Linked DNA regions of Mus musculus: region 2 is linked to region 1. Evidence: chromatin loops called from intact Hi-C (ENCODE). Cell type or tissue: heart. All regions are shown on one strand. Each heading gives the region's core, and the rest is flanking DNA. Links, peaks and the distances in the headings are about the cores only. Region 1 has its middle 94 kb from the start of Tenm4. Region 2 has its middle 29 kb from the start of Tenm4.

Region 1 (15,579 bases), core at 3,646-11,645:
GTCAGGTACAGTGGTGAAGAAGAACTCATGTGGAGACCTCAAGATGTCACATAGGTGCCATAGGTCCTACAAATGCCTCACTAGAAAGTTTGGAAAGTTTTGTTTGTTTGAGTTTTGTTGTTGTTTTCTCACAAAACAGAAGAATACAAAAACTTGAGCTTTTGGGAATGTGGAAAGTGATCAAAGGTGATTGGGAGCGAACACACACATTTTTTTTTCCAGTCAACATTGCAAAGATGGATGCCTGCCTGTTAGGAGATAAGTGAGATCCAGCCCCTGGATGAAAATGCATCTCCAGTTTAGTCAAAGGCTTACAAATAAGTGTGAGGATTGGTGTGTGTGTGTGTGTGTGTGTGTGTGTGTAGGGTGTGTGATAATTGGAGGGCTGGTTCCATGCCCTCTGTAGCCTTTGGCGCACATGCTGAAGTTTGAATGTACATCATAGCTCAGACAGTTGTAGCTGCACGTGTTTTGCTTTCAAAGTCAGGCTTCTGCATGCTACCCACCTGAGTTCCTTTCCCCTTGCAATGTGGACTGTGTTGTGGAGAGCTGTGTGATCTATTTCTAGCAAGGCTCAGGTGCCTCTATTTTTGGCTTTCTCCCATTTGTACTAAATGGACATTGGGTAAAAAATAGCAGTTGCATTTGAAATGTTTTGTTATGTGGAACTATTGAATTAGGACCAGTTTTGATGTTTATTATAATTCTTGGATGTTCCTTTCCTGTCCTTGGTACTCATGTGGAAAAAGAATAGAAACTCAAGGTGTCGTTAGAGGTCATTAGCAAATCAGTTCTGAAAAGAAAATTTCCCTTTTCTCCTCTTTGAAGTTTCTGTAGAAGTTGATTTGAGCAGCGACCTGAGATTGCAAGGCAAGCCATTAAAAATGTGCCGTGCACAGCTACTTACAGTGCAAGTCAGGGTATTCCAGGGCCCGAAGAAACTACACAACATAGGGAAATCAAATTGATACTGAGGTTGATTGAAGGTTGCCATATTACAACCTGACTGTTCTCACTGACTTTGCAAGCCCATACCACATTTGAACTTAAAATAAAAACAAATGAAAAAAAAAACTATATCTACATATATTTTTAGATTTTTTTTTTGTTTTTTTGTTTTTGCTTTGGTTTGTTTTAAGCTGGGAGCCTTGGGCTTTACTGGGTTAAAATGCTTGAAAACGCATTGAGTTAGGTAGTTGTTTTTCTTCTGGTGAGACAAAAAGCATTATTCTTTGCTTGTTATTGGTTTTCTTGATGTTTTAGGTTGTGGCAGGGTAGCATGGGACTAGGGTTTACTTTGTAGAGCAATGTCACCCATCGCTTAAGTATGCGAAGGCCACTCTTCCCTTGTTACCAAAGAAAGATCGAATTCCTTTTCATCTAAGGCTGCTTTTTCTTTACTATTTCTAGAATGCCTGCTTTGTATGTGCATGTGTGTGTGTGTGTATGTAGTTTGTGTGTACATGCACTCGTGTGTGCACATGTGCACATGCAGGCTTCAGACTGATGCCAAGGGTCATTCCTTAATTGTCCTCCACTTCCTTTTTCGAGTTAGGGTCTCTCACTGAACTGAGTCTTGCAAATTTGGCAAATGTAGCTGCCAGAGGGATTCTCCTGTCTCTACCTCCCAGCACCTGGACTTACAAGAACTCGCTACTCTGCCTGCCTCTGTACATGGATTCTGGGCATCTTAACTCAGGTACTGACAATTGTATGGAAAGCTCTTCATCTCCCTTACCCTGAATGCCCCCCCCCCAACAAAATTACTTCTTTTTTTCCTGGAGGCAGGTGGGTTAGGTTCATTCAAAAATATCCAATAGACAGTTTATACCTCTTGATGTTTAAGACAATGGAGGAGCTAGAGAAAGTACCCAAGGAGCTAAAGGGATCTTCAACCCTATAGGTGGAACAACATTATGAACTAACCAGTACCCCTGAGCTCTTGACTCTAGCTGCATATGTATCAAAAGATGGCCTAGTCGGCCATCACTGGAAAGAGAGGCCCATTGGACACGCAGACTTTGTGTGCCCCAGTACAGGGGAACGCCAGGGCCAAAGGGGGGGAGTGGGTGGGTAGGGGAGTGGGGGTGGGTGGGTAAGGGGGACTTTTGGTATAGCATTGGAAATGTAAATGAGCTAAATACCTAATAAAAAATGGAAAAAAAAAAAGATACAGTTCTATATGCAGAAGCACTGGAAAACAAAGAAAACTCTCCAGTCTCATTGAACTTACACTCTCATAGGTTAAGATACATGTATAGCAAAATGTATAATGTATCAGGAAATGATAAGAATTTGAGAGGAAGTGAAGCCCAGGAAGGAGGAAGAAGGTGAGTCTTGCAAGAGGGGACACCTGTTTGGGGTTACAGAGAAAGGATGCCTACAAAAAATTTTGAGCAGACTCTGGAATAAAGACAGGGAGCAGGGCATGGTAACATTTGATCAGAGCGTCTTGTTTGTCTTGCCCTGTATGTGCCTCACACCCATAGACATTTCATCTCATGACAGGAACATAAACTTTCTGGAGATCTCAGAAAGTACCAAAATCTGCTGCTGTTTAATTCTGCCTCTTAAGGTATTTCCCTTGCTCCTTTGTACAGTTGAAGATATATTTAGTCTTCCAATTCAGGGCTTTTAGATCCCAAGATAGGCCTTGACCAATGGGTATAGGGTAGCTTTACCTGTATAGGCCTGCAATGTTGATAGCTGTGGTGATGACGGTAGAGAGAACAGTGGTAATGACGGTGGTAATAGTGAGGGTGACAACAACACCTACCACTTGTCAAACACTTAAGCATAGAGATCACAATTTTGTAGGACATCTAAAAATTTCTGCCTGTAAATGGAAACACTGAGACAACCTATTGAATTCACCTCTTAGAAGCTTATGTTTGAGCCCAGGTCTATCAGAGGGGATTGAGCCTCTGTGGTCATTAAGCCATGTTCCGAGTGTTTGCCTTATGGGCCTTGAGTAAATACAGGCTTCTTGTGTGGCTTTTTGCTGAGAAGGACACACTGAATGGCATTTTTCAGTGTCCTGCCCAGGGAGCTGGGTCCTGTCCATCATTTTCCATGAATCTTATTGAAGCAAGCCCTCCTTTTTAAGCCATGAACAAGCTTTGCTGCTCTGACTCTGGGCAGTGCTGATGGTGTTACCCTCTGCTGAGCTTCACCCATCAAGGGACAGCTGCACATCTGTCACACATGTCTCCTTCCACACAGTCTGAACTTTTTGTGACCTCATTCAGAGCTAGTCTCTAGCTGATGGTTTTCTTTAGTCTGGATCCCAGAGAAGCCATGCTTGGCTCCTTCTTTCAACCACCACCCTCGTTTATGGTCACTCATTTTAATGTGAGAATTCTCCAAACACAAATCTCTCTTGTGAGGCCTCCGTGCCGTGTGTACTTGCTTCTCTGGGATATGCTCCAAAGCAGTCATTTATTTCCCCAGCAGCTCGGTTTCTAAGGGAGGAAGTTTGTTGTGTTTAAACCTGAGATTTCAAGGGCAGTTGAAAGTTTTTTCAAGAGTCAAGAAAACGCTCTATTATGTTTTTGGCAGAACATCTGCATTTGTTTTCCTTGAAATCGTTAGAAATTAAGCTCATGGTGTATTCATTTTCAAACTATAGAATGTAATCTACAGAAGACTCGAATGGAGGAGAAGAAAAACACATTTTGTTGAAAACAAAGTTTTCTTGAATTGCTTGGTCATGAGAGTTCCTTTATTTGTCTAATGCAGGAATTGCCACACTGTCCTCCCAAAGGGCCAGGACATAGGACTTCAGGTCTCATGGCCTGATCACGATGTTCACCCCTACCATTGTTACTCGAGAACAATCATAGGCAATATTCAGTAGAGTGAATGTAACTGTGTTCCAACTAACTTTACTTTCAAATCTTATAATTAATTAGATTTGGCCTCTAGGCTATAATTTGCTTACTTTTGGTCTAATGAAAGAAGACCTATTATGTGTCAGTGTATCCTAGCAACACATAAAATAAAAGTCAAAAGTGGAAGGACTGTTGCAGATCATTTTATCAGCCCCTTAATTTTATCTGCATGGATTTACTGGTTACTGTAGCTTATGTCTTATTAATAGCGTCAAGAATGAATGGGATCAATGCGTACGACATAGCTTAATATTTATGGCAAGATTGCTAGTCATCCTTAATATCTGTTCTCTGTAGTTTCCGTAACAACATAGCCCCAGAGTTCTATTTGGATCCATGGCCACTGGAATAAAAACTTATTTCCTGGGGCTGGAGAGATGGCTCAGCGCTTAGGAGACTTGCTTCTACTGTAGAGGAGCAGAGTTTAGTACTCAGCTCCTTCTAGGTAGCTCATAACTGCATGAAACGCCAATTCCAGGGCATCAGATACCTTCTGGTCTCCAGTCACCAAATTCACATGGATATACTCTCCCCTCCCACATATACATAATTCAAAATTAAAATCTTAAAAAATAATGCATTTCCAAGCTTTTCTTGCCTTTGTCTATGGTTATGTACATAATTCTATCAGTGTTTATGTAATGGCCAGGGGATGTGTCCTTAAAGAATGGAATGGGATATTCTCTACTCCCCCCCCCCCCCCCCGCCTTTTTTTTTTTTTTTTTTTGCTTTTGTTGATTAAAATGTGGTTGTGGTGGCTGGAGTCTTCTAAGTGGCTGTATTGCACATTGGAGGAAGACCTGAGTTGAGGTGGGAAATCGATGAGAGATAGACAGCAGAGGCCTGTACTACATTGTGTCATACCTGGAATGAGTTGCCTCCAGACCAGACCTCCCCTTACTGCATTTGGAAGATGTCAGCCTCTTGTCTCCTTGTGTGGATTACATCGATGTGAAGTCTGCAGACATTCTTTTTTACATTCTTCTCTGCCATTTTATTTTTTTGCTGCCTTTAGTATTTTCTCTGTGTCTTTGATACTTGTGATATGAATTGGTATAATTTTGTTGGCTTACTGAAAATTCTAATACCCTTGCATAGGTGATCACATGGTCCAGTACCCCACTCACTGTAGGTCTCCTGTCATGTGCCTATTACTGTTTTTCTAGGATGTCTCTGACACCCTGGTTGATGTCAGCTTCCTGTCATACTGTGAGATGTGCAATTAGGAAATACTGAGCAGTTAACAGTTGTGGGATCATCTTTGTCAAATGGGAAGGACTTGAAGACTATATGCTTGTTGTAGTTAAAATTAATGAGGGTTTTCACCTCACCTTGGATCATTTAATTCCCAAGTAAAAGGCACAAGACCCTCTTGCCTAGGAGCAACCAGACGTTGGGGGAGCAATATTTAACATTACAATACATACCAACAGATCAAACCTCAACACAACCCATTCTCTGTCTTCCTGTTCTGAGCTGCAGTTTCTAGAGTTCCTGGTTCTGGTAGCATTGAGAAACAGTTGTTCTGGTTAGGTTTTTTTTTTTTTTTTTTTTTTTTTTTTTTTTTTTTTGGCAACTTGACACAAGCTAGAGTCATTAGGGAAAAGGGAACCTTAATTGGAAAAAACAAAAACAAAAACCTGTCCCTAATGTATTGACCTGTGCCCAGCCTTTGAACCATTTCCTTGATCCATGACTGATATGGGAGGAGTTAGCCAATAACAGGGGTACCAACCCTGGACAGGTTGCCCTAAGTTGTATAAGGCAGTCTGAGTAAGCCATGAGGGCAAGCCACTGAACAGCATACATCCATGGCTTCTGCTTCATTTCTTGCCTTGAGTACTTGCCCTGTCTTCCCTCAGTGATGGAGTGTGACCTGAGAGTTGTCAGATGAACTAAACCTTTCCATCCTATTATATGTATATATTTGGTAACGGTGTTTTATCACTGCAGTAGAAAAGACAACCGGTTACTTTTACGGTTATCAACACACTATCAAATTCTTATTTTGGCCCTTTCCTTCCTCTCCTCTCTTACATTACTCTACAAGAATAAATACAGACCACTCTCTTAGGCTCCATTTTTTGAATAGAGTTCAGGGTGCTATTGCAGCCAACCTGGAACACAGAGTAAGCACAAAAACATCACAGGTGAGTGTTTTTGAGTTAGCCTAGAGATGAAAGCACTATAAGAATTGGGAAAATACAGGGAAAATTAGAGGAAATTCCAAAATGAAATAGGAGGCAATGTCCTTTACCATATGAGATGGCGGATCGTGAGTCTTCAAGGCTTGCCAACAGTTTGGATGTATGACTAGAAACTGAATAAATGAACCTAATTTCCTCTTAAGATATGCAGTTAGAAGTGAGATAGATTGGCCCCCTTAATTGTTAGTAGAGACTTGTTTTTTGGAACTGTGGGGTGAAGAGGTTAGTTGAACTGAACTCTTGGTTGTCAATTTGACTGAACAATGTTTGTAGAATAGCACCATAGCTGGGCTTCCCACCTTCTGCCTCTCTGCATGGCCTTGTAATTGCTCCCACTCAACAGCTGCCAGAGAACTGTTCCCAAGGCTCATCTTGGCAAGACCAGACTTCCTCATGGACCATCAGTATCTCACCACAGCTTATTTCAGACCTTCTATTTACAATCTGTTCCCAATGTACCCAGTGTTTTAGTTAAGTTGGATTAGCACCATTCTATGAAAGCACTCTCTACTACCCTGTCCTCGGGCTATTTTGTCTTCAGTAGTCTTCTTGAACTCTGCCTGTTGCAGATGTACCCATCACTTTTGAACCTCTTCCAAATCCTATTTCCTGCAGAAAGTCCAATCTACAGAGGTGTCCACACTCTGTCATGAACCTTAAGGCCTCCCCTATTTCCTCTACAGAGCTTATACTAAGCTGCCCTGCATTAATAACATCTGCAAAAATACTTGTATCACCTTTAAGAGATGAAATTTCTTCTTCCACCCATAAGGGCTGAATTGAATTAGCTGAATATATAACCAATATATGAGAGGCACTTGGTGAACTGCAAAATAAAGATGTAAGTGCTTTTGAATTAAGTGGGGTTTGTGAATGGGGCAAGGGAAGAGTAAGTAGAGGAGAATTCACCAGCATGGAGAACCTACTATGTGCCAAGTGTTTTCTAGAATTCTTTCATTTTGTGAATTTTCACAAATCCTTAGAAAACAGGTAGTGGGAAATTCATTTAAGAGGGGAATGTAAGCCCAGAATGCTGATATGAATTAATGCGGATACACAGGTAGCGAGGGATAGAATTAAGATTTGAATTCAAATCTCCATGGCTCCAAGACTCTTGCTTTTTCCATTATTGGAGAGGGGACATGCAATTTATTGTCCTAACTGGAATCCTTTAGGGAATGAAAAGGAGTGCTATTAATAGGCACACTGGGACAAGTTGGGTAAACTGGGACTCTCCAGGGCGAACTGTCCTATGATCACTCTAATTATAAACCACCCCTACCTCCTTCCTCTCAGTTTGAGTCAAACTAAAATAAATCTCTTCTTGACATTTTACTTCTCTCAGTTATAGGAACTGTGAACAAATAATGTGGTGTTGAGGAATTTTTTTTTTTACTAACAACTGGAAAGAAATCCATATTATCCAATGGGTGGATAAGAGATTGCATTTTCTTATGTTCTTTTAGGATGGATGGGGATACTCCTTGGGCATTTTTATTGCCTCCTATAAGAAGAATGGGGTGAGTAACTGTTTACTTAGGTGTCATTGAATGGTCTCATGGGGTTGTATTGGTGTCAGGCACACTGGACCCATGTCCAGCTCTGCTACATATACATTGTGTAAAGACCAGGGCTGTAACATGGCTGTCTTTTTGCTTTTGTTCTGCACTGAGCCTCTTACTTGCACTATCTCAGTGGTTTTGTATTATATACCATCCATTTTTCACAATAGCCATGTAAGGTGGGTCCTAAGTTTATTCTTATCTTTCAGATGAAGAAACCAAAGATGAGGTGACCAATTGAAATTCTCCAATATACTTAACTTTTTGAGTTCTGAAACCTAAATGGTTTGGCTCCAAAGAGTCATCTACTAAATAGTGAAATCTGTAGCTCCTAGGAAGAGATCACAGGGCAAATCCTTAGTTCACCAGGTTAGCAGTAAACTCCTTTACAAAGGTCCCAAGCATGTGCTTAGACATAGATAAGTGGTCCATCAATAACACATGCTATTATTGTTTTCAAAGTAAACCTTTGAAGGACAGATGCTAAATGCTTATTGATACTCACTTTCTCTCACCCACATTTCTCTTTGGTTCTACCAACAAATCATAGGTTAGAAATATAAAAGGTAAGTCATTGTTTATCAAGCCCTACTAGGCCCTTGATATTGACATTCCCATCCCTTTTCTTGTTGAAATTATAAACTATGACATGTAAAAATGCTACATCACAACACAGTCAGGCCCATGACACTGTGAGATCGTTCTAGCATCTCTTCATCTATTATATTTTAGGCTGTGGGAATCCAGATCACAGATGCACAGGATAAAAAGACATGGCTTTCGTTCAGTAAAACAGGGAGAGTTGAGTAGAATCTCACAGACGTGACATTAACTTGGGTATTTAAAAACAAATGATGGTTTGTGATAATGCTATATTCCAAAATAAAGGATCAGTTAGATGTAAAGATGTAGAGGAGAGAAAGTCCATATATGTCTGGGAAACAGCTGACTTAAATATGAAGTTGATGTGGGAATGGGTAAGCTCAGAGATATGGGGTAGCCACAAGAAGAGAGTTAGTTTACTGTTTCCCAAAGGTCTCCCAGTAGCTAAGATAGTGTCTTATGAATAACATCTTGATGTTCACAGGAGCAGAGTGTGGGAGGGGTGGTTATGTTGTATAATGTGGCCAATGATACTCCCTAGTAAGAAGAAAGGATTTCAATGCCTATCAAGCATTACCTTAGCCCTGATGCCTCTTGAGTGGCATCTTAGGAATTTTTGGAGTCCAGGTCACCCTCTAAGGTGCCATTAATGTCTAGTTAGGCCAACAGCCAATGAACACCCTTTTCGGGTGCTCACAGGGACATCTTGTCCTTCCTTCTTTGTCTCACTTCTGGCTAAGCTTTGGAAGTGTGTGCTTCGAGACTCCTTTCTGAACACATCAGAGGGAGGAGGGCTGACTGGATTTACAGGAGGAATTGGCATTTCGCAATTAAGATGTGTCAAATCTCGTTGCCATCACACCCTTTATGCTGGTGTCTGGGCATGGATTCCTTGCGATAGCATTTCTATCATGGCTTCATGCCTTTTTCTGCAGTTTCCATGATGTTGTCAATACTTAACATGCGAGACTATTATTATCTTATGGTTAGGAGGCTGCATAATAGAGAAATACCTCAAACTATAAGGGAATGCCATTTTGAGTATAAAAGACTTTCCATGAAGTTAGTGGATAGATGTTAAAGTGATGCTACAATAGGAAGACTTAATTTCCATTTCTTTAGAGTATCCTTATGAGCCTTTGCAATTTCAAGTACACTGTTTTGAAGACTGTTGGGGTGAAGGAGAAAGAAAGTGACAGAGCACATAGTGTGCTTCTTACTGCACTGGCTGAGGAGGCTCAGCACAGGTAGCGTTTACTACTACCTGAGAACCTCACCAGGCGTAATATGGTGTAATGAGTCCCCAGCCCTCCCTCACAGTGCACATTCAGCAGTCTAACAAGATTGCTTAGAATGTGACCATATTTGGAAAGTTAGAGGTAAATGTTTAAAGCAATGATTAAGTGGAGGTCTTTTAGGTGATCCATACTCTGACATGACAGAGGTCTTTCGAAAAGGGAGATTAAGACAAAGAAGTACAGGATAAAGACCATGGGAAGTCATGGGAAGATGGCATCTATAAACCAAGGAGAGTAGTTTCAGAAGACACCTTCATTTCGGTCTTCTAGCTTCTGAAATTTAAGGGCTTACGTGTCTATCAACTAAATCATCTGTTCTGTGGTCCTTTGTTTCAGCAGCCCTGGCAAATCTGAGGCAATAGAGATTGACAAACGTTTTCTTTCCTTTTCTTTTCTTTTTCTTTTTTTTTTTTTTTTTTTGAGACCAGGTTTCTCTGTATAGCCCTGGCTGTCCTGGAACTCACTTTGTAGATCAGGCTGGCCTTGAACTCAGAAATCTGCCTGCCTCTGCCTTTTGAGTGCTGGGATTAAAGGTATGTACCACCATGCCCGGCGACAAACATTTTCTTTTGTTTTACTTTTCTTAATGGTTTCCTTGAAACTGATTTGTTTTTTTATTATTTTTACTTATGTGTTTGCTTGTGTGTCTGTGTATGGATGTCTGTGCAAGTGCAGATGATTGCAAAAGCCGGGAGAGGGCATTGGAGGTTCTAGAGCCTCAGCTATAGGCACTGTCTCTACCTTCTCAGGTGGGAATTACAGGCACTGTCACTCTCACCCAGCATTTAAATGGGTTTTGGGAAGTCAAACTGTGGCCTTCACACTTGTAGGGCAAGCACTTTAACCACTGCGCATGTGCTCCAGCCTCTATCCTTTAGCTTTTTTTTTTTAAATATTTTTTTATTATGTATTTTCCTCCATTACATTTCCAATGCTATCCCAAAAGTCCCCCATGCCCCCCCCCCCCACTTCCCTATCCACCCATTCCCATTTTTTTGGCCCTAGCATTCCCCTGTACTGGGGCATATAAAGTTTGTGTGTCCAATGGGCCTCTCTTTCCAGTGATGGCCAACTAGGCCATCTTTTGATACATATGCAGCTAGAGTCAAGAGCTCCGGGGTACTGGTTAGTTCATAATGTTGTTCCACCTATAGGGTTGCAGATCCCTCCTTTAGCTTTTAAGTTGAAAAATTTCACATTTTCACTTTTAAAAAGCTCTTAAAGCATCTCTATGACAGATCTAACTATGCGTGTACTTTGGGCTCACTATCAAGTAAGCTAAGAGTTATTTGAAGGCAAACCCTCTATATATACTATGGTGGCTATCTGATGCCTGTGGAAGGGAGGTGTGCCAGAATGAAGGAAGGTACATGCTAGCGAACAGAGTAGGACTCTCTAAGATCTCATAAGTCTGCTCAGAATGGTGTCCAATTTAAAATGTATCAATAGCCTTTTCTGGAACTTTCCACTTACCATTTTTGGACTGCAATTGACCAAATGTTAAGGAAAGAATAGAATGAAGATTATAAATAAGGCGGGGGGGGGGGGCTGTTGTACTAACTGTGAAGTGTCTGGGAAGCACAGAGAAGGGTAATAATGAGCAGATGAGTGTGTATGAGCCCATCTCACTGAAACAGTAGCTCTGTGCACATTGGCATCTTCCAGTTGTTTTGTTAACGTAAACATGCAATAAAGTCCTGTGTTTTAAAAATACAATTTCAAATTTTTAATAGTAAAGGCAATTTTTCCATTTGCATCAAAAATGCTCAATTATGGTCTCCCCTTCCCTCCCTGAGTCTTGGGGTTATTTGAGCAGCACCTCTGACCAGAGCAATTTATGAGCTACAGCGAGACAGAAGTAACCCTTGGAAAGGACATTGGGACCCAGGGTTCTATCCCCTTGACACTGACATGTTGGTAAGCCTTGTCTGACATCCATGCATTGATCTCAACTAGCTCATTCTTATGCAGGGAGGCCGGTCTGAGAACACATCCCAGGTTTACCCTTTGGTTCCACATGCAGCTTTATGGAACTCCCCTACCCCCAGTAAAATGCTTAGATAGGTTTAGTGACACTTTTAAGAACATTTTTTGACTAGCTTTCCTTCAATACAACATCACTTTGAATGCACCTGTGCAATTAAAGAAGACAGATTGCTTCTTGGGACAAAGAGCTGGATGTATGAATTCAATATCACATCTCTATTCCTGCTACTCTTGCACGATTCTGAAGGTTCCGAAGGCAGGAGTGAATGTGGAAAGTGCTTTCCTTCAGAAGACTCCACAGGTAGCAGCTCTCTGTCTAGCCCTCTGCTGGCTGGCTGTTTCCCTCTGCCTGGTTCTCAGGGTTCACCCCAGGCTCTTTCCTTTCCTCTGGTTGAATTTCACTTTGAAATTAGACAAAAGGATTTTCTAGGCTATCTTGCAAAGCTTGAGTTAGTTTCCTTTAGTTTTATCAAGAAACTAGAAGAGGCATCAATACTTTATCATATGCATCTGGCTGAAGTTCTCAAGAGTACCCTTCTTCAGCAGCATAACAAAACCAAAGAGTACCAAGGATTTTGACAGCAACATATTTTTCTGACGGTATGAACAATCAAGCGGTTGAACTTACTCTTTTTTCATTTCTTGGGCAAGTTTTTCTAGGCTGGCCTTCAATTCACAATCCTTTTGCTTCAGCTCCCTGCCATAGCTAGAGCGACAGGCATGTAACATTGAGGCTTTCAATCGGTGATTCTCAATTTTCCTAAAGCTGCAACTCTGTAGTAATACTACTATATATAATATAGAAATATCTTAATTTAAGAAAGTATCTCATACATTCGTTTTATGTTTTGATCACTCAAAACAAAAATTTTGAGTGCTGACTATATTTTCAGAAAAATAGCTATTGTAAGCAACATTAAGAAGTCTTAGTCTTGGATAACTCAGTATGGAACAAGTTACAGTTTAATTAAATATTCTGAATAATAAATCTAACTACTATATTTCATGGTTAAAAAAAAGAAAGGGAGTGGATCAGGATGGGAAAGAAGGTGGAGAGGAGAAGAGGGAGTCAGAACTGTAATCAGAATATATTATATGAGAAAAGTATCTATTTTCAATAAAAGGAAAAAATAAAAATCTATACATTCATATATACACACAAATATATACATATATGTGTATGTATGTATATATATATGTATATGTATGTGCATATACATATATATATATATATATATATATATATATATATATATATATATACACATTAGAAGAGGTGAGGCCAACAAGATGCTTTAAGTATTGGTACTTGCCAACACTGACCTGAGTTCAATTCCCAGGCCTTACATGTTGGAAGGAGAGCACCGACTCTCCTTAGCAGCCCACTCACCTCCAAACACACACATACATAAATGAAATTTAAAAAGCTAGAAGGGCATCTACACTGAAGGTTTGGATTTATACAAATGACCCCTGGAGGTAGACTACGACAGACTTGGATCCTAGTCTGCTCCTTTATTTGTGTGACTTTGAGCACTCGCTTAAGCTTTGGTCTCCTAAGCTAAGCTTTGGAGATGACAGGGCCATGTCTAGCATGGTGCATTTGAAGAGAAATGAACAAAACAGCATTCACCTGGCATATGGCTAAGGGTGTGTAGTAATCATTATGACAGTAGTTGACTCTGTGTGTGTGTGTGTGTGTGTGTGTGTGTGTGATTTCTGTCTTAATTGTGAAGGACACCCTGCTTCAAGTTTCTAAACGCAATTTTTAAGACAAACGCTCAGCAGCCTCCAGCACGTGTGTGTGTCCTCAGTGTACAGGGAGCATAGCAAACCTGATTCCGTTGTAATAATCCGATAATTTTTCCTTGAGCAATGATAGGATTTTTCAAGCCTTTCCCTGGGGGAGATTTTGATAAGAGCTTTTGGTTGATTGCTTTTTCTCTCCCACGTCCTGTTTGGCTGATAAGCTCCCAATCTCCACACTTCACATTGTTTTTATCTTCCTGGCCTCTCATTCCCGTCATCTTCTCAGTTTTCAGAGTGAAACTGCAGGGAGATGGGGGCTCCTGGGGCATTTTGGGAGGGATGGCTAAAGCCTTAGGCAAGTGGACAGGTTAGTGCCACCCCAGTAAGGGTTGTAGATGTGGGAATTAAATGGAACCTGCAGGACACAGGGCCTTGCACTAATCTGTATTCAAAGCCTGGCTGTCACATGGCACTGAAGCTCCAGGTCTCCTCTAACTCTGCCTTGGGCTAATCAAATGCTGGATTTTTTTACAGTAGCTGTTTCAGGTCAATGTGCTTTCAAAAAAACCCCATCATTATTTTTTTGGGGGTGCCCAATGGCTGTCTACGAACCATGGAGTTTTAACTCAGAAAACATTTAGCTCAGAATCAAGGCCAGTGGTTAAAGCAATGGCTTTCCCAACACTTTAAGAATATTCACACTGCTTGCTGTTCAAGGGCCACGTGGCTGTGGGTAGGCTGTACATACAAGTGACTCAATGGTTAATTTTGAAAAGCTCCATCAGAGACTGGGTTCAGTTTTTACTTATTACTTCATCTTGACCTAGAGCCCTTGTGGACACTGTTGGGACAGGTTTGGAGTCACTGTGATGAAGCCCTAGATGGAAAGCTTAAAGAAGCCAAGGAAGATCTTTAATTTCTTTCCTCAGAGACTTGAAGTTCTTATCATACAGATCTTTCACTTCCTTAGTTAGAGTCATGCCAAGGTATTTTATATTATTTGTGACTATTGAGAAGGGTGTTGTTTCCCTAATTTCTTTCTCAGCCTGTTTATCCTTTGTGTAGAGAAAGGCCATTGACTTGTTTGAGTTAATTTTATATCCAGCTACTTCACCGAAGCTGTTTATCAGGTTTAGGAGTTCTCTGGTGGAATGTTTAGGGTCACTTATATATACTGTCATATCATCTGCAAAAAGTGATATTTTTGACTTCTTCCTTTCTAATTTGTATTCCCCCTTGATCTCCTTTTGTTGTCGAATTGCTCTGGTTAGGACTTCAAGTACAATGTTGAATAGATAGGGAGAAAGTGGGCAGCCTTGTCTAGTCCCTGATTTTAGTGGGATTGCTTCCAGCTTCTCACCATTTACTTTGATGTTGGATACTTGTGGGGAGCGGGTGTGGCGGCAGTCCCAAAGGCGCCAGGGACTGCAGCTAAGTCATATGACTTGCACCTGACTTCCTCATATAAGACACAAACATCTTGAGTGCTGCGCAGGTGTACCAGGATACAGGTGAATCCAATTTGGTGGAGATTTGCCCCTGCTGCCCTGATTAGCTGAAGCTGCGTGCCTGGTGAGGTGGCGTGGCCTGCTGTGCGTGGATGGGAACTGAGAGTATATAAGAGTGAGAGGCCCGGGTTAGAGGGAGGATTATTATTCGAGAGAGGATTGTTATTATTGGGAGATATAAACAAGGGAGATATAAGCAGGGGAGATATAAAAACAAGGGAGATATATAAACAAGGGAGATATAAACAAGAGAGATATAAACAAGAAGAATCAGGACTGAATAAACGTGTGCAGAAGGATCCTGTAGCAGCGTCGTTCTTCCTGGCCAGTTGAGCGCGCGCAACAAGTGGTGCTGAAACCCGGGAAAAGAAACATCTTCAGGCATGAGCGAAGACCCCCTGCTACAGGGAGGATTCAGAACTGCATAACGGGGAAGAAGTGGTTAATAAAGGTTCTCATAAAACAGACTGTTGAGAAGGATCCGGCGTGGATTCAGAACTCTTCAGCTGGGGAACGGTACTGATGAAGAGAAAGAAGAAAGATGAGGACTGAATAAACTGCTGTTAGAAGGACTGGTGGTCACGTCGTTCTTGCTGGTCGAGAGCGGGCGCGACAATTGGTGGCCCGTACGGGGAACCGACTCCCCCACCGAGTTCAGAACTTTCAGCAGTCAGTGGTTGCCGGCAGGGTAAGTTCATGGTGAGTGAAACTTGGGACTCCAGGAGTTTGGGAAGGACCTCGGATAAAATAGAGGTGAGCATAAAGTTGCCAGGAAG
Region 2 (15,579 bases), core at 3,015-11,014, 65 kb before region 1:
CTCATGGACTGGCTTGTCTGAAGAGTAATTTAATGCCACCGACATAGATCTCGATTTCTCTTTTTACCTTTAATCAATTTTAACAAGCCAGATGGTCATTGCAAATGGCTCCTCTTAGCATCTTCCTTTTCTGCCTCCACTGTGCTGGGGGGATTTATTGGAATGTGGTTCCTGGAACAATCTCATCATTTCCCATTCTGGGTTTTCCCTGCAGCCGCCATTTAGGGCACTCCCTAACATCCACAACTGCTCCTTCTCTGGCTCCTCAAGTGGAGGAAGCTCTGGGTCTGTGCCCTACTCTGTCCCTCAGCCCATGGCAGCCCAGAAGCACACACATGCTTTGCATTAGTTATTTATGTTGTAATTTCTCATTAGACAGCTTTGCTCATCTATAATCTATGCATCAGGAATGAGCATAGCCGTGGAAGGCCCAGGTTCCCGGCATTTTTCTTCTTTATGATCTTTAATACTTACAGTATTGGAGCTAAGTTTTTTTCTTTCTGTATTCAACTTTATAGATATGATCACAGAGAACTAGAGAAAGGGTGCGACTTATACTATAGTTACACTGTTAGCTTTGAGGTTTGGGGTATATTCTGAGCCCCAATCCTCTTTACTAGGATACTGTGTATTCTTACACTATTTCAGAAGTGGGAATTGGTTGCAGTTTTACTAAAACTCTCAGCCACCAATCCCTTTATTCTCTGCATTTATTGATCACTTATTATGTACTAGGATTTATGTTCCATTCCCGAGAGACAGCAGTGAACGAGATAAAGAAGATCCTTGTCTCCTAAGGCTTAGCTTGGACATGGAAGATAGAAAAGAAAGAAGGCTGTGGTAGTGTAAATAATGGCTCCCACCAAAGATCTCCTCATCTTTATCCCTGGAACCTCTGAAAGCTACCTGACGCTTTACAGATGTGATTAAGTTGTGGCTTTGAAATGGAGAATTAACCTGGATTATTCAGGTGAGTCCGATGCAATCGAAAGAGTCTTTAGAAAACGGAGGCAGCAGGTTCTCAGTCACAAGGAAGGTAGGGCCTTGGAGACAGAGGTCAAATAGCTGTGACTGACAGTTCCAAAAAGGGAGAGGCCACAAGTCAGAGGAAAGCACCCTCTTGCTAGACTGTGGGAGGGCAGAGGAAGTGGACTTCCCCTAGAGTCTCTGCAAGGAATGCAGCCCTGCCCACCCACATCAGACTTCTCACTTGGGAAACCATCCAGAGTAAATCTCCTTTGCCTGAAGGCAGTTGGCAATTTGGGACATCTGCAACTGGAGCTGAATGGGTAGAGCAATTACAGATTATGGTCCAAGTTATGAAGAAGGGCAAGATTACACTGAGATAACAACCCGAGAAGGCTACTCTAAGAGAAAGGATAAGAGACCCGTGTCCAAGAAAGACATTCCGGGGAGAAGGAAAGGCAGGTCTGAAGGTTCAGAGCATGAGGAACAGACAGCCATGGTGGTCAGACTGCAGCAAGAGTGAAGGGTACTGTTGAATGAGGTTGGACATTACACTGGACTCAATCACAGCGTCTTTTAGACCACAGAGAGAGGTATGGTATTTGACTAAAAAGAGATAGAAAAGCCGCTGGAGAATTTTAGGGGGTGGGTGGGTAAATTGTTATTGCATAAGTCCAATGTCCTAATGTGAAGAAGACCCTTCCTGGGGACAAATAGAAAGCTTAGTGACAGTCAAGACAAATATGTCTTCCACATGGGTGCACTTGTGACCCATCACATTCCTAGAACAAGCCCAGCCTTCAGTGGGAAGCAGTAGCTTCTCTTCTTGCTAATCTAGCACTCCAGTTCTTTAGGGGCCGGGCCCCAGAGTACACAGTAAGTAGACAGAGCTGTAACTTTCAGTAGGATTTATGGCAGTGAGAGCTGACCCTGGCAAGGAGGCACTCAGCATTACTGCATTACGGAACTTGGAAAGCTCTGCCCAGGGGTGGAACATTCCATTTGAGGCACTCTGTGAATCTCTGGCTCTCGTTTAAATACAGTGTTGGACTGTAAGCTATGTGAAGCAAGGGGCCATCTGTACTTTGTCTCTGTAGCTCCAGGTTAGCATGTACTCAGTAGGCCCATGCTGAAAGCTGGGTTATGTGGAGAGAGAGGGACGCCAATAAATTAGACCTTTCTTCTCTTTCTCTCTTTCTCTCTGTCTCTCTGTCTATCTCTGTCTCTCTGTCTCTCTCTGTCTCTGTCTCTGTCTCTCTCTCTGGAGTGTATGTGGGAGTGAGAATCAGTTATAGGAAGAATACTAACAGGAAAAAAAAACCAAGTATCAAAACACCTATTCATGGTTCTATTCTGGAGATATGGCTTTGTTCTCGTGCAATTGATACTAGTGAGCAACATGAGCATGACAGGAATTCCTCCTGGAAAGCCCTAGAGTGATGCCTAAAATCAACAGAGTATGTGGGAACACACACACACGCACACACTCACACAGACACACACACACACACAAATACATTCATCCACTTTAGTTCCTTGCATATGTTGTTGTGGTTAGAATTTGAAGTGTCCACCACAACATCCTATGTTTGAGTACTTTGTCTCCAGTTGGTAGCACTGTTTTGGAAGGTTGTATAATCTTTGGGAGACAGAGACCTGCTGAAGGAAGTAGGTCTCTGGGAGCAGGCCTTGAAGATTTATAGCCCAGCCTCACTGCCTGTTTTCAGTTTTCTCACTGTGGATGCAGTATGATTAGCCAACTTCTCCTCTCTTCCTGTTGCCACACTTTTCCTTTAGAAGATGGGATGTGCTCCCTAAACCTATAAGCCAACATAAACCTCCTTTCTTAAATTTCTTCTGGCTAGGTGTGATGGTTTGAATATGAACAGCCCCCATAGACTCATGTGTTTGAACAATCTTATTGGGAGTGGAGGAGCAGGGAATAGAATGTGGTGGTTTGAATATGCTTGACCCATGAAGTGGCACTATTAGGCAGTATGGCCTTGTTGAAGTAGATGTGGCCTTATCAGAAAGTGTATTACTGTGGAGGCTGGCTTTGAGGTCTCATAAATCTACTCAAGATCTACCCAGTGTGGATAGCTAATCTCCTCCTGGCTGCCTTAGGATCAAGATGTAGAACTCTCAGCTCCATTAGCATCAAGTCTGCCTGTATGATACCATGCTTCCCGCCATGATTATAATGGACTAAACCATGGGAACTGTAATCCATCCTCAGTTAAATGTTTTCTTTTATAAGAGTTGCCTTGGTCATGGTGTCACTTCACAGCAATAAAACCCTATCTAAGATACCAGGTATTTTGTTGTAGCAATGAGAAAGGTTAAAAAAATTGCGTGTGCTATTAACCACATCTGTGCACATCTGGCTTTTCAACCATCTACCTAATTTCAGATGATAATTCTACTATCTCACCTTTCTACCAGCAGGTTCAAGCTATAGGGCTTTCTCAAAATGAAGTGCCATGGTTGTTTACTATTTAGCCATTGAAATAGTTTAAATAATGTTACCTTTTATTACTGGGAATCGATTTGTATGTTTTTTTAAATTATACTTTACTGGAGAAATTTTAGAGTGTTATAGCTCTACCTCCATTTTCTTCTAAATTCTGCACCCCAGTCCCTGTGGGTGAATTTGCATAGCACATTGATTTTTCAGAACACATATGGGGTAAGATAACAGAACTGACTGTACTTTCTTCTGTCGGCAGCACCACAAAAACAAGAAAATACACATAGTGATTAGCTAGAAATTGAAATCAGACCAATAAGCATGAAGGATGATTCACGATGTCCTTCTGGTGTCTAGGATACTCTTATTATTTATCTATTTTGTTCATCCACCCTTTTATTCTTGTACTTGTTCTCAACACATTCCTCTAGTGTCTACTGTATTTTGGGTCCCCCCATGGGTCTGTTGATACAGCAAAGCACAAAAACAGTGCCTCAGAAATGTATAAGGTTGGAGGTAGATGTGATAGTGCACACCTATCATCTCAGTACTTGGGAGCTGGAGGAAGGAGGATCTTGAGTTCAAGGACAGTATGGACTGTTTAGTGAGGCCCTATTTTAAATGAAAATCTTCAAGTTGGGAGAAGATTATGTCCATAACTTTCACCATTGTAGGCTTTGCAGGCTTACTTCCAGTTGGGTACTATAACTGCCTACTATCATTGTGTCGTTGTATTTAATTTCTTCTGTGTGTAAGGGAGACAAGCTACCTAGTCTTCTACGTTTCCAGATGGGGAGTCTGGGATCTGGCAGATAGTGTTGGAGGGAGCCATCTAACTCCAGCCTTGGCTCCTGAATACTGTCATTGATGACTTCTGGGAGGGACAGATTGACTCTTCATCTTTGGAAGAGGATTGAAGGTGGTTTAACCCATTGATGGCAATCTATCAAAGGACAAAAGACTATCTGAAGATCTGCGATCAGAGGAAGATGGCCACTATGCTGAAAGGACACCAAGTTGTGATATCAAGTGGAAAAGTAAAGGACAAAGTGAGTCAGGGGTATGACCTGGTAGAACAAGGACATTCAAAAGATAGATCCTATGAGTCAGATATGTCAGGGTCCCAAAGATTGGGGGAATCCTCTTTAGTTTCTTTTTGTAGACTGCTTTGTTATACTGAAGGCCTGTTCTCTACCAGCCTGCTACAAAAGCACTGACATACTTTGGGGAAGATCAAAGTTCAAAGACATGTTTCTACCTGGGATCTTTCCACCTTGGGTTGACTAGCAGACATGAGTTGGGAGTGGACCAAGAACATGGACACAAGATGATGGAAAGCTACCTCTGGTTTTCCTTGGTCAGCTGTAGGAACCTAAAGTTCAGATGGGGCAGAACAAGCTGAATACGGTGAATCATTTTAGTTTCTGAGGCCTCACAGAATCTGAACAGGACTCAGGTATAGATAAGGGGTATCCAGATGGGGTCCATTTTTATAAAATCCCTCAAAGATTAATGAACTTCAGGTGGCCTTTGAATTCGAATTGTCAAGAACAAGAGCCTTCAAGTCCGGAAAACCAAGCCTAAGCCTAGCTTGGTTATTTCCTAGGTGGCCATAGACAACAGCGTAGCTGGTCTGCACCTTACTTCATCAGTAGCAATGGGAGAAGTACTGAATGCATAGAAAACACACTGCACAATGCCTGGCATAGTCTCCAAGCAGTTAGCTTTGCTTGTTCTGACATCCTTTGACACCGGAGTGGGACAGAGCTACCCCAGCCTGAGCAAAGTGGAGAAATCAGATGTACTGGGAAGCCTGAAGTACAAGATGAAGGAGTGAAAAGTCCACACCTGGCACTGAGCAGCAAGAATCACGAATTAGGGAAGAGTGCACTGTTAAAGTCCTCTGCATTGAAGACTTTGTCCCCAACTGTTGTTGCTACTAGGAGGTTGTGAAAGTAATGGAAATTTTAGGTGGCAAGGACCAGAGTCAAGAGGCAGGTCAGGTGGAGTGTACCCTTGTAGGATATACTGGGAGGCCAGCCCTTCTGTTTCTCTTTCCTCCCTGGCTGCATGGGATGAGTGGTTTCTTGTGCCACATGCTTCCTACCATGATGTAGAGCTTGCTCTCAGTTCCAAAGTCAATTGGTCAAGTGAGCATGGACTAAAACTTCTGCATCCTTGAGGCAAAATATAAACTTTTCCTCCATTTAATTGGATTATCCTAGGTATTTTCTCAAAGTGATGGGAAGTTAACTGCTCATACCTTTTCCTTTGAGGCCTATAGGTCCCAGCCCTGCCCACCATCCTGGCCTGCGTTCAGTGTTCAATTTGTGTGTCTGGAAGATATGGCTACCAACAAGAGGATGCTGTTACATCTGTGCTCATTAGTATTCCCACACCTCTGCATGCCACCCTTTTGGCTCAAGACAGCTCTAGGTTTGAAAGGAGGCACTTTATGCCCTTCTTCATTCTCTCCCTCTTGGCTCCAGTTACATCCCTCTTTGTGACCTGGTTTCTCTACTCTTGCATGGCCAACCTCCTGCAGGCAGGGTCCTGGCCACTCACACAGCTGAATGGGAGACCACTTAGCTAGAGGCTGCCTCAGGGGCATCCTTTTGGGCTAGGTAATAGCCCCCACTGAGATAAGACACTGTTTTGATTGTTGACAGCAGTCAGGAGGCAGCAGATGTTCACTGGCCATAAAGGGCACAAGTCCTTGCTGGGGAGCTCAGTTGGCTGCAGAGAGATTGGGTGTGTTATTTTTAGTGCCTGGACACAGAGGTGCCAGAAGAGAATGCCAAGCTGGAAGGCTGCCTGCCCACTGAGGGCCGGGCTCCAAGGGCCCTGCCTGTGACTTTCAACTCTAGTTATTTGTTGTTGCTCTCTCTCTCTCTCTCTCTCTCTCTCTCTCTCTCTCTCTCTCTAAGACAAGGCTTCTAGGCTTGGCTGATGGGTATAGCCCTCTCTCTAGGGAACCAAGAGTCAGCTGAGAGGGTGACAGTCACCAGGGCCTAGACTGTTGAACTAAGTCCTCAACTCAAAGGCACGTCATTGCACCAGGGTTCCTCAGCTCCTGTGCCCTGCATATTAATGGCTGAAGAATCTGGACTTTGGAAGTGTGAGTGAGTTCCTTAAAGTTGTGTTCCCCACAAACTCCCGCCTCTTTGTTGCTTCTTTTTGGAGAATGCAGAGTAAAGTGTGGATAAGAATCCCTCCCCTCCTTTGCCTTAGTTATCCAGACCCTGTATGCTCTTTGGTTGGTGGTTCAGTCACTGAGGGCCCCATAGACCCAGGTTAGTTGACTCTGTAGGTCTTCTTGTGGTGTCCTCGACCCCTCCAGTTCCTTCAGTCCGATTCCCTGCTCTTCCACAAGACTCTGTGCTCTGCCTATTGTTTGACTGTGGGCCTCTGCATCTGTTTACATCAGCTTCAGGATAAAACTTCTCAGAAGACAACTCCTGGGGAGCATACATCCCATATGAAGATAAGAGTGACAGGAACACAGAGAGAGATTCAATTAGTGTTTGTTGTGAGACTTGCCAGAGTCCTCAAGAAGCTAATTTCTGACCTGAAAGCTTCCTGACCTGAAATTTAATCCCAGAAAAGGTGGCCTTGACCATATGTGATGTGATTGTGACACAAATAGCCTGTCAGGATGGTTTCTGTGTGCTGTGGCTATTTTAACTCATGCAGTTTCCATGCTTCTGGTAGGTAGGCACAGTGCTCATCCATTTTGTGGATGCAGAAACTGAGGCCTGAGATACTAAACAGCTTTTGAGGTTTACCCAGCCAGGGAGGAGAAGAGCTGGGGTTCCTATGGAGATCTTCTGGCTCTGAAATAGATGCCTAGAGCCATTCTTTGAGCACTTCCCGTGTCCCCGGCCTTGTGATAAACACCTTATAATCTTTGCTTCATTTGACCCTCACAACAACCCTTTTGCTATGGAGACAACAAAGAGAACCATGCTGGCCAAGGAATAGTTGAGATGAGGTTTGAACTCAGGGCTTTGGGGGACTTGTAAATCTCTAGCCTGGCTGTTGCAAAATAGAACAAAGAATCCTTAGGTCAAAGAGCATCTCACAATGTGTAAAATATACACGAAGAATGCTTCTTTAACTTGCTGGAAGCATTCACTGCTGCCAACATAGATCATCTGCTTCCCCAAACTGGAAAACTGCCTAGATTAGTCCCAGGTCCTGGAGCACCGTCTCTCTCTCTCTCTCTCTCTCTCTCTCTCTCTCTCTCTCTCTCTCTCTCTCTCTCTCTCTCTCTCTCTCTCCTGGATCTGCAACGGAGAAAGACTAAAATAAGATCCCATTTCTTCAATGTCCAAAACGTACCCCTCCTAGGGGCCATTCCTCTGTCTGCACTTTCATGGAATTAATGCTTTATAAATAATATAACTGGTTACCATACGGCTCATTCATTCATTCATTCATTCTCCCTCCCTCATTCATTTTCTCAACAAATGCTTATTAAGAAGATAGTATTGGGTCCAGCAAAAGGCTAAGGAAATGATCAAACCATGCTGCAAGTTAGGCTCTCCTAGAACTTGTATCCTGGTGGAGAAGAGAAGACACATGAATAAGTGGAACCTCCTTTAGTATTTTTTTTCTTTCCATTTTTTATTAGGTATTTAGCTCATTTACATTTCCAATGCTATACCAAAAGTCCCCCATACCCACCCACCCCCAATCCCCTACCCGCCCACTCCCCCTTTTTGGCCCTGGCGTTCCCCTGTTCTGGGGCATATAAAGTTTGTGTGTCCAATGGGCCTCTCTTTCCAGTGATGGCCGACTAGGCCATCTTTTGATACATATGCAGCTAGAGTCAAGAGCTCCGGGGTACTGGTTAGTTCATAATGTTGATCCACCTATAGGGTTGCAGATCCCTTTAGCTCCTTGGGTACTTTCTCTAGCTCCTCCATTGGGAGCCCTGTGATCCATCCATTAGCTGACTGTGGGCATCCACTTCTGTGTTTGCTAGGCCCCGGCATAGTCTCACAAGAGACAGCTACATCTGGGTCCTCCTTTAGTATTTTTGAAGATGAAGAGAGATGGGAGGGACTGGAATGGGAATGGAAGCTATTTTTTAAAGAAGATGCTGGAGAAGGTAAGCTGGACACTGAGCTTTGAGGAAGAGTGCAAGGAGGTAAGGGAGGCAGCCTGGATGCTCAAAGGTCCAGGCAGGTTGAGCACAGGAATGCTAAGCTTCCATTAGAAGCCATTCTTACCTTCACCGTGGCCCTGCTTTGGGGCAGTGGGAGAAGGGCGGTAGGAGATGCTGGAGGAATGTTTATTCATTTGATTGTTTGAGGAAAGTTTCACACTTTGCCAATGTGTTAATGGCAAACTTTGCAATAGCACTCTATAAAAGAGGAACTTAATTATGAACTAAAATATGTGTGACTGTGAGATATATAGATGGCACCTGGAAATCCTGGGAGTAACAAAGACACTGAGGAAACTGCATTAGCTTCAACTTTGGGCGATCACTTACCTTCTAAGTCACTGACATATCACCAAGTCACTGATTTGTCAGTGATTTAGAAAATCTCAGCTCTCCTCCATGACTGGTTTCCTGCTGTTCTGGGAGAGTCAGTCTCTTTTTCTATGGATTAGTGGTTAAGTTTCTTGCTCAGTCTCTGCATTGTGCTATCAGGTAAGGTAATGGATTGACTGTGTATATGAATGCATTTATGTTTGTATGTGCCCTTCTGTGGAGGCCAGAGGTCAAGGTTGGGTGTCTTCGGTTACTCTACACCTTGTTCTTTCAGACAAGGTTTCTTACTGAATCTGGTGCCCATCAATTTGGCTAGATAGACTGGTGAGCGAGCCACACGTATCCTGCCGTCTCCACCTCTAAAGCTTTGGGATTGCAGGTACATAGTGCTGTCCCTGGCTTTCACATGGGTGCTGGGGTTCTGAGTTCAGGTCCTGATGCTTGAATAGTTAGCTCTTTACCAATGTTGTTTTATCCCCAGTCCCCCCTCCCTTGCTACTCCTGGCCTTGTTTGTAAAAAGCAAAACAAAGAAGAGCCTATACTTGATAAAGACTCGTTTTCTCGGGCGCTATATTTAGTCACCAAATCTATCATTTCTGTGAACCATGGGGATTTCTAGCTACTCACTGTAACAGCAACCTAACACCACAGACATCGCCATTTCCTCGAGGACACGGAATGAGTAGGAGGACTGTAGGTGTTGGATGAGTGGCAGACCATGCTGATGTCCAAGCATTTGTGTACACACAATGGTAAGACTGAGGCCAAAGCTGAGTTCACAGAACAGAACTCGGACACAACCAGATATTCTCAATGGGCAGGTGTGTCTACCTTGGAATTAAGGTTCCCTGAAAACCTGAGAGGGATGGAGTGGGGCTGCATGGGGTAACCTGAGACCTTCTGGGGACTTGGGGATATAGACAAATGCTTCATGCCAGCTGAGTTTGATGAAGTAGAGAAGCTGCTGGCAAGTCGGAGCTTCAGGCCTGAGGCAGGGTGGGATGAGAAGGCTTGTGCCCAGCACCCCAAATGGGGTACTCAAGTTTTGCAAAGGACCAGGGTGTCAGCCTAACCTGCAGGATATTAAAAAATGTTAAAACGAGCGTCAAGGATCCCACACAACCAAACAAAAGAATATAAAGGAGAGAAGGAGCAGACAATTTATCTTATAGGTTTTAGCCTAATATATGTATATATACACGCTGAATTAAAGGCCCTAAACAATACCATCTTTATTAATATTTCTACAATAGTGATAAGATAGATGGAATGGAATTAGATATGGAAAAATGTAATATTCTGTGAAGGGAACTCTGGAGAGATGGAGTTATGAAGGTCATTTCTCATTAAGGGTGAACTTTTCTATGATTTTTTGCCTCTGACTTTATCCTATGAATCCTCTGCCAGAGCCTGAAATATGCCCTCATTGTTTTGTGTGCTGGGGACAGGCTGTGTCACCCAATGTCCCCCTCAGCTAGGCAGTGTCAGGCTATTTTTAGCTCCTCAAAACAACCAATCACACCACTGTCCATTTCTCTGTGGTGAGCTGTACTGATGGCTGTACTGAGGCTACCCAGCTTATTAGCTCTGTGAGTCTGATGCCCAGTGCTAGGGAAGTAGGGCTCCCTTGAATTGGAACCCAGGAAAAAGTGAAGACTGCTGAGTTCCTGGGGTGGTAGTTATCTTAGTGGCGGTGCAGACTTCAATGTAGACCCGAATACTGGAGACACAGCTCTTGGCTATAAGGTGTGCATATGAATACCCTCCCACAGATGGCATGGCTACTGTGAAGGGCTTGTGATGGAGTTTGGATCTGAGAAGCTTGGAGTATGACTTTATTTGGCCTGATGGTCTTTCTAGAGGTAATTGGCCTAAAATTTGGGCTATTAAAGCAAGTCCTCCAAACGCAATGGTCTGATTATTTGTAAATAGGACAAATTTGTTTATGGAGACACATAAAGTATGCTGGGTAGAAATAAAGGCAGAGGTTAGGGTGGTGGGGCATGCCCAACCTACATGATGTCAAATATGGATGCTAAATCGCTAGAAGCCTTGACATAGAAACCAAACCTGACACCACCTTGATTTTGTAGTCTCCAGAGGCAAGAGACAATTCATTTCATTATTTAAACTACCTAGTTAGTGACATATTGTGATGGCAGCACTGGGGATCAAATATAGGGAACATTGATAAAACTGAAGACAACACAGATCCAAGGCTGTGACCTGGCATGGATTCCAAGGTCCAAGGTCATGAATGTCTCTGGTACAAATCAATGAGATCATGTAGAGCAAATCTCCCACTTGGTATTTCTGGATAGTGCTTGTATTCTTGGTGTCCATAGAGACCAGAAGGGAGCATTAGATTCCTCCCAGGACTGGAGTTATAGATAGCTTTGAGCTACCATGTGGGTATTGAGAATCAAACCCCAGCTCTCTGGAAGCAGAGACATTGCTTTTAACCACTGAGACCTTTCTCCAGCTCCAGTAGTAGGTGCTCTTAAGACTTATTAAGTGGATGAATGAATGAGGTTATGCATCCCAGAACTTGGCATGGGCAGATGGTCTATGTGTGTTGGCTAATTGTGTGGTCACTGGCACTTGCATTTATACAGCTTTTCCCCATGAGCAGGCAGTACTCTCAAGTGATTGACACATAGTGATTGACATGTATGAACTCACAACTAATCCTATTAGCTTACCGATCCCATTTTTGCATTCCTTTCCTTTCTGCTGGCTTTTGAAGTCAGTCTTCTATATCCCAGGCTGGCATCCAAGGATAACCTGGAAATTCTGATCCTCTGTCCCCACTTCCTCTGCATGTGACTGGATCACACAGGTTTGGTTTTGCAGGGTTTCATGCATGCTAGGCAAGCGTTTTACCAACCTAGCTAATGTCTACCCTAGGATCTAAAGGGGTCTGCAACCCTATAGGTGGAACAACAATATAAACTAACCAGTACCCCCCCTGGAGCTCATGTCTCTAGCTGCATATGTATAAGAAGATGGCCTAGTTAGCCATCAGTGGAAAAAGAGGCCCATTGGTCTTGCAAATTTTATATGCCGCAGTACAGGGGAATGCCAGGGCCAAGAAGTGGGAGTGGGTGGGTAGGGGAGTGTGTGTGGGGGGTATGGGAGACTTTTGGGATAGCATTGGAAATGTAAATGAAGAAAATACCTAATTAAAATAAAATAAAATAAAAAATAAAAAAAAAGATGAGGAAACTGAGGCACAGAGAGGCTAAACAACCTCTTCAGATTCATTGCTGAGGGGTGGAATTGCCTATTTGCTCTGTTGCTAGAGGACTGTGTGCCTACTGATTGCAATGGTGTATATGAAGAGCCCAGCACATAGTAGGAGCTCAGTCTGGACTCAGGGAGTAGTTGGGAATCCCTGGGGGAAGACAGGGAGCACAGGGTATGACCCTGGTGACAGTATCTCTCTTTCCTGTCCTCTGCTCTCCACAGACCCTTGGAGTTTTGTATGCTTCCAGGGTAGGAAGGCCTAGGCCTGACTGGATCCAGAAGGCCCTTTCTAGTGCAAAGTTCTCTTATGCAGGCTTCTGTCCATATCCCTTTACTGATTGTCTCAGAGGAAGCCAATCTGGTCTTGAAGAGGGGGAGAGGGGAGGCATAGCCTTGTATCATCTGTCAGAAGGCAGGCTGCAAGTGTCTCCACCTAAGCTCCATAATTCATCCCAAACCAAGTGTGAGATGCTGACTTGGCACTTCTTCCACAGGCCACAGGCTGGCTTGAGCACACGCCTTCCTCCACTCAGCTAGGCTATGCCAAGTCCCAAGCCTGGCAGTGATTTACGGTGTCACGGGCTGGTGTCCTCCACCCTGACCACGCTCTTGCCCACAGGTTTCATTATTTAAACAGATTTTACATTTTATGAGCATGCCCTCAGGCCTGGCAGAGGAAAGAGAGCCTTAGGAGGAGAAAGCCTTTGCTTCAAACAGTAAATTGAACCATGCAAGGACAGAGTAAGGGGAACATTCCACATTCCTGATGTGAGCGTGGTATTCAAGACTCTTTGGAATTCACTCCAGGTTGCCAGCTGCCCCTTGTGGGCAAAGAGCATACCTCTGCCTCACTGTGGTCATCTATGAGACTGTAGTTTGCGTCTGTTAGTCAGCCCTGTCTTGCAGAGACTCCTCGCATACATCCCCATTCTGACTCATGTGCTTACAGTCCTAGTACTTCCAGGAGAAAGTAGGGTTGCTGAGACAGTAACCAACTGCATCAACTCTCCCTCCGTGCAGTTCCTGCTCCATATCAACAGACTTCCTTCCACATCCCTGGGAGATGCTCATTAGGATCTAGCAACATGCTACCTTCTCTGCCTGACTGCCTTCCAGTGAAACCAATTGCTCACAGGAAACTCTAGACATCTATCAGAGCCCAAATTCCTTGGTCCATGACTAGTGGTGGATGTGAGGTTTCTTCTCTTAGGCGGCGACTTCCTTAAGGATGCGGAATTCAGTGTCTATGCTAGCAGAGACGACACTTTCTTTTTTCCCCCCAGAGGAGACTCCTGAGTGTCTTCTCTACTTGACATTTCCTGGCCCTGTTTACTCAGTCACTCACCCCTCCCTCACCCACTCCCTCATTCAACACACATATATTGAGCACCACTACATATGAGACTGTATGCTGGGCTATATCTATAGAGACAGCAATGTGTTCCAGCCTTGGCAGCTCATATTGTGGCTACGGAGTCATTTGGTAGATGGCTGTTCTGAAGGTCTAGCTTCTCAAACAGTTGCAGGGAGCCAATCAGTCCTGAGGTACCATGTACACCCAGGCTGGCCGAGAGAGGACCTGTCTAACCTCAGGTCCTTGGGGGCTGTGCTTTCCTTGCTCTGCTCAGAGGTGATGCTGGAGAAAATGAACCTCACCAATCTCCATTTTCTGAGCTATCCATGTCCGTGTAAACTGGGGATAGCAAAGTCCAAGGCTATTAAAATAATGATGCAAATAATCCACATTTTTCATCTTAAAGGCACTTCTGCCGCATCCGATTAATCTTCCCGGCACCCTTGTGTGTAGGTAAGTGTAAATTTGTGCTTATAGACGAAGGAAACCAAAAAATGTGAGGTGATTAAACTCTTGGCCCGAGGCTACAGAGAAGGCAAGCTTTTGAGCTAGGACTAGAGTCATCAGTCTTCCGTTATTTTGAACATTTTTTCAGACTATAAGGGCCATATCCCTTGAGCAGCCCTTAGGAATGAAGCTGATTTGTCTTAGTGGTGTGTATAGAGGGCATGAGAAGGAGGAGTTACTCAGATTAGAAGCCACACCCATGGCTGACCTCTGATTAGGGACTTAAGCTCTCTGCATGCACTGATTTTCTCATTTACAAAAATGGAGATAGCTTAAACCATCCAGTGGAAAAAAGACAGCATCTTCAACAAATGGTGCTGGTACAACTGGCGGTTATCATGTAGAAGAATGCGAATTGATCCATTCCTATCTCCTTGTACTAAGGTCAAATCTAAGTGGATTAAGGAACTCCACATAAAACCAGAGACACTGAAACTTATAGAGGAGAAAGTAGGAAAAACCCTCGAAGATATGGGTAGAGGGGGAAAATTCCTGAATAGAACAGCAATGGCTTGTGCTGTAAGATCTCATAAGACCTCATAAAATTGCAAAGCTTCTGCAAGGCAAAAGACACCTTCAATAAGACAAAAAGGCCACCAACAGAGTGGAAAAGGATCTTTACCTATCCTAAATCAGATAGGGGACTAATATCCAATATATATAAAGAACTCAAGAAGGTGGACTCCATAAAATCAAATAACCCCATTAAAAATGGGGCTCAGACAATGGCTGAGAAGCACCTGAAAAAATGTTCAACATCCTTAATCATCAGGGAAATGCAAATCAAAACAACCATGAGATTCCACCTCACACCAGTCAGAATGGCTAAGATAAAAAATTCAGGTGACAGCAGATACTGGCGAGGATGTGGAGAAAGAGGAACACTCCTCCATTGTTGGTGGGATTGCAAGCTTGTACAACCACTCTGGAAATCAGTCTGGCGATTCCTCAGAAAATTGGACATAGTACTACCAGAGGAACCCGCAATACCTCTCCTGGGCATATATCCAGAAGATGTTCCAACCGGTAAGAAGGACACATGCTCCACTATGTTCATAGCAGCCTTATTTATAATAGCCAGAAGCTGGAAAGAACCCAGATGCCCCTCAACAGAGGAATGGTTACAGAAAATGTGGTACATTTACACAATGGAGTACTACTCAGCTATTAAAAAGAATGAATTTATGAAATTCCTAGGCAAGTGGATGGACCTGGAGGGCATCATCCTGAGTGAGGTAACCCAATCACAAAAGAACTCACACAATATGTATTCACTGATAAGTGGATATTAGCCCAGAAACTTAGAATACCCAAGATATAAGATACAATTTGCAAAACACATGAAACTCGAAGAAGAATGAAGACCAAAGTGTGGACACTTTGCCCCTTCTTAGAATTGGGAACAAAACACCCATGGAAGGAGTTACAGAGACAAAGTTTGGATCTGAGAAAAAAGGATGGACCATCTAGAGACTGCCATATCCGGAGATCCATCCCATAATCAGCTTCCAAACACTGACACCATTGCATACACT

The links. Peaks named below come from ENCODE experiments on the same cell type or tissue, not always from the same donor. Only the 100,000 strongest peaks of a DNase experiment are listed, where the experiment ranks them.
Region 2: a loop joins it to region 1, with 4 times the contacts of the local background. A loop is called at or near these places in 3 of 42 quality-filtered maps.

Annotation. Positions count from the first base shown.
Region 1 is chr7:96,069,575-96,085,153 of GRCm38, reverse strand. No RefSeq gene overlaps it. Among named protein-coding and RNA genes, the nearest start is that of Tenm4, 94 kb to the left of the region's middle. In heart, for the core only: no CTCF peak of the experiment used is centred there; no DNase peak of the experiment used is centred there.
Region 2 is chr7:96,133,987-96,149,565 of GRCm38, reverse strand. No RefSeq gene overlaps it. Among named protein-coding and RNA genes, the nearest start is that of Tenm4, 29 kb to the left of the region's middle. In heart, for the core only: no CTCF peak of the experiment used is centred there; a DNase peak (open chromatin) is centred at 6,165; H3K27ac peaks cover 801 bases.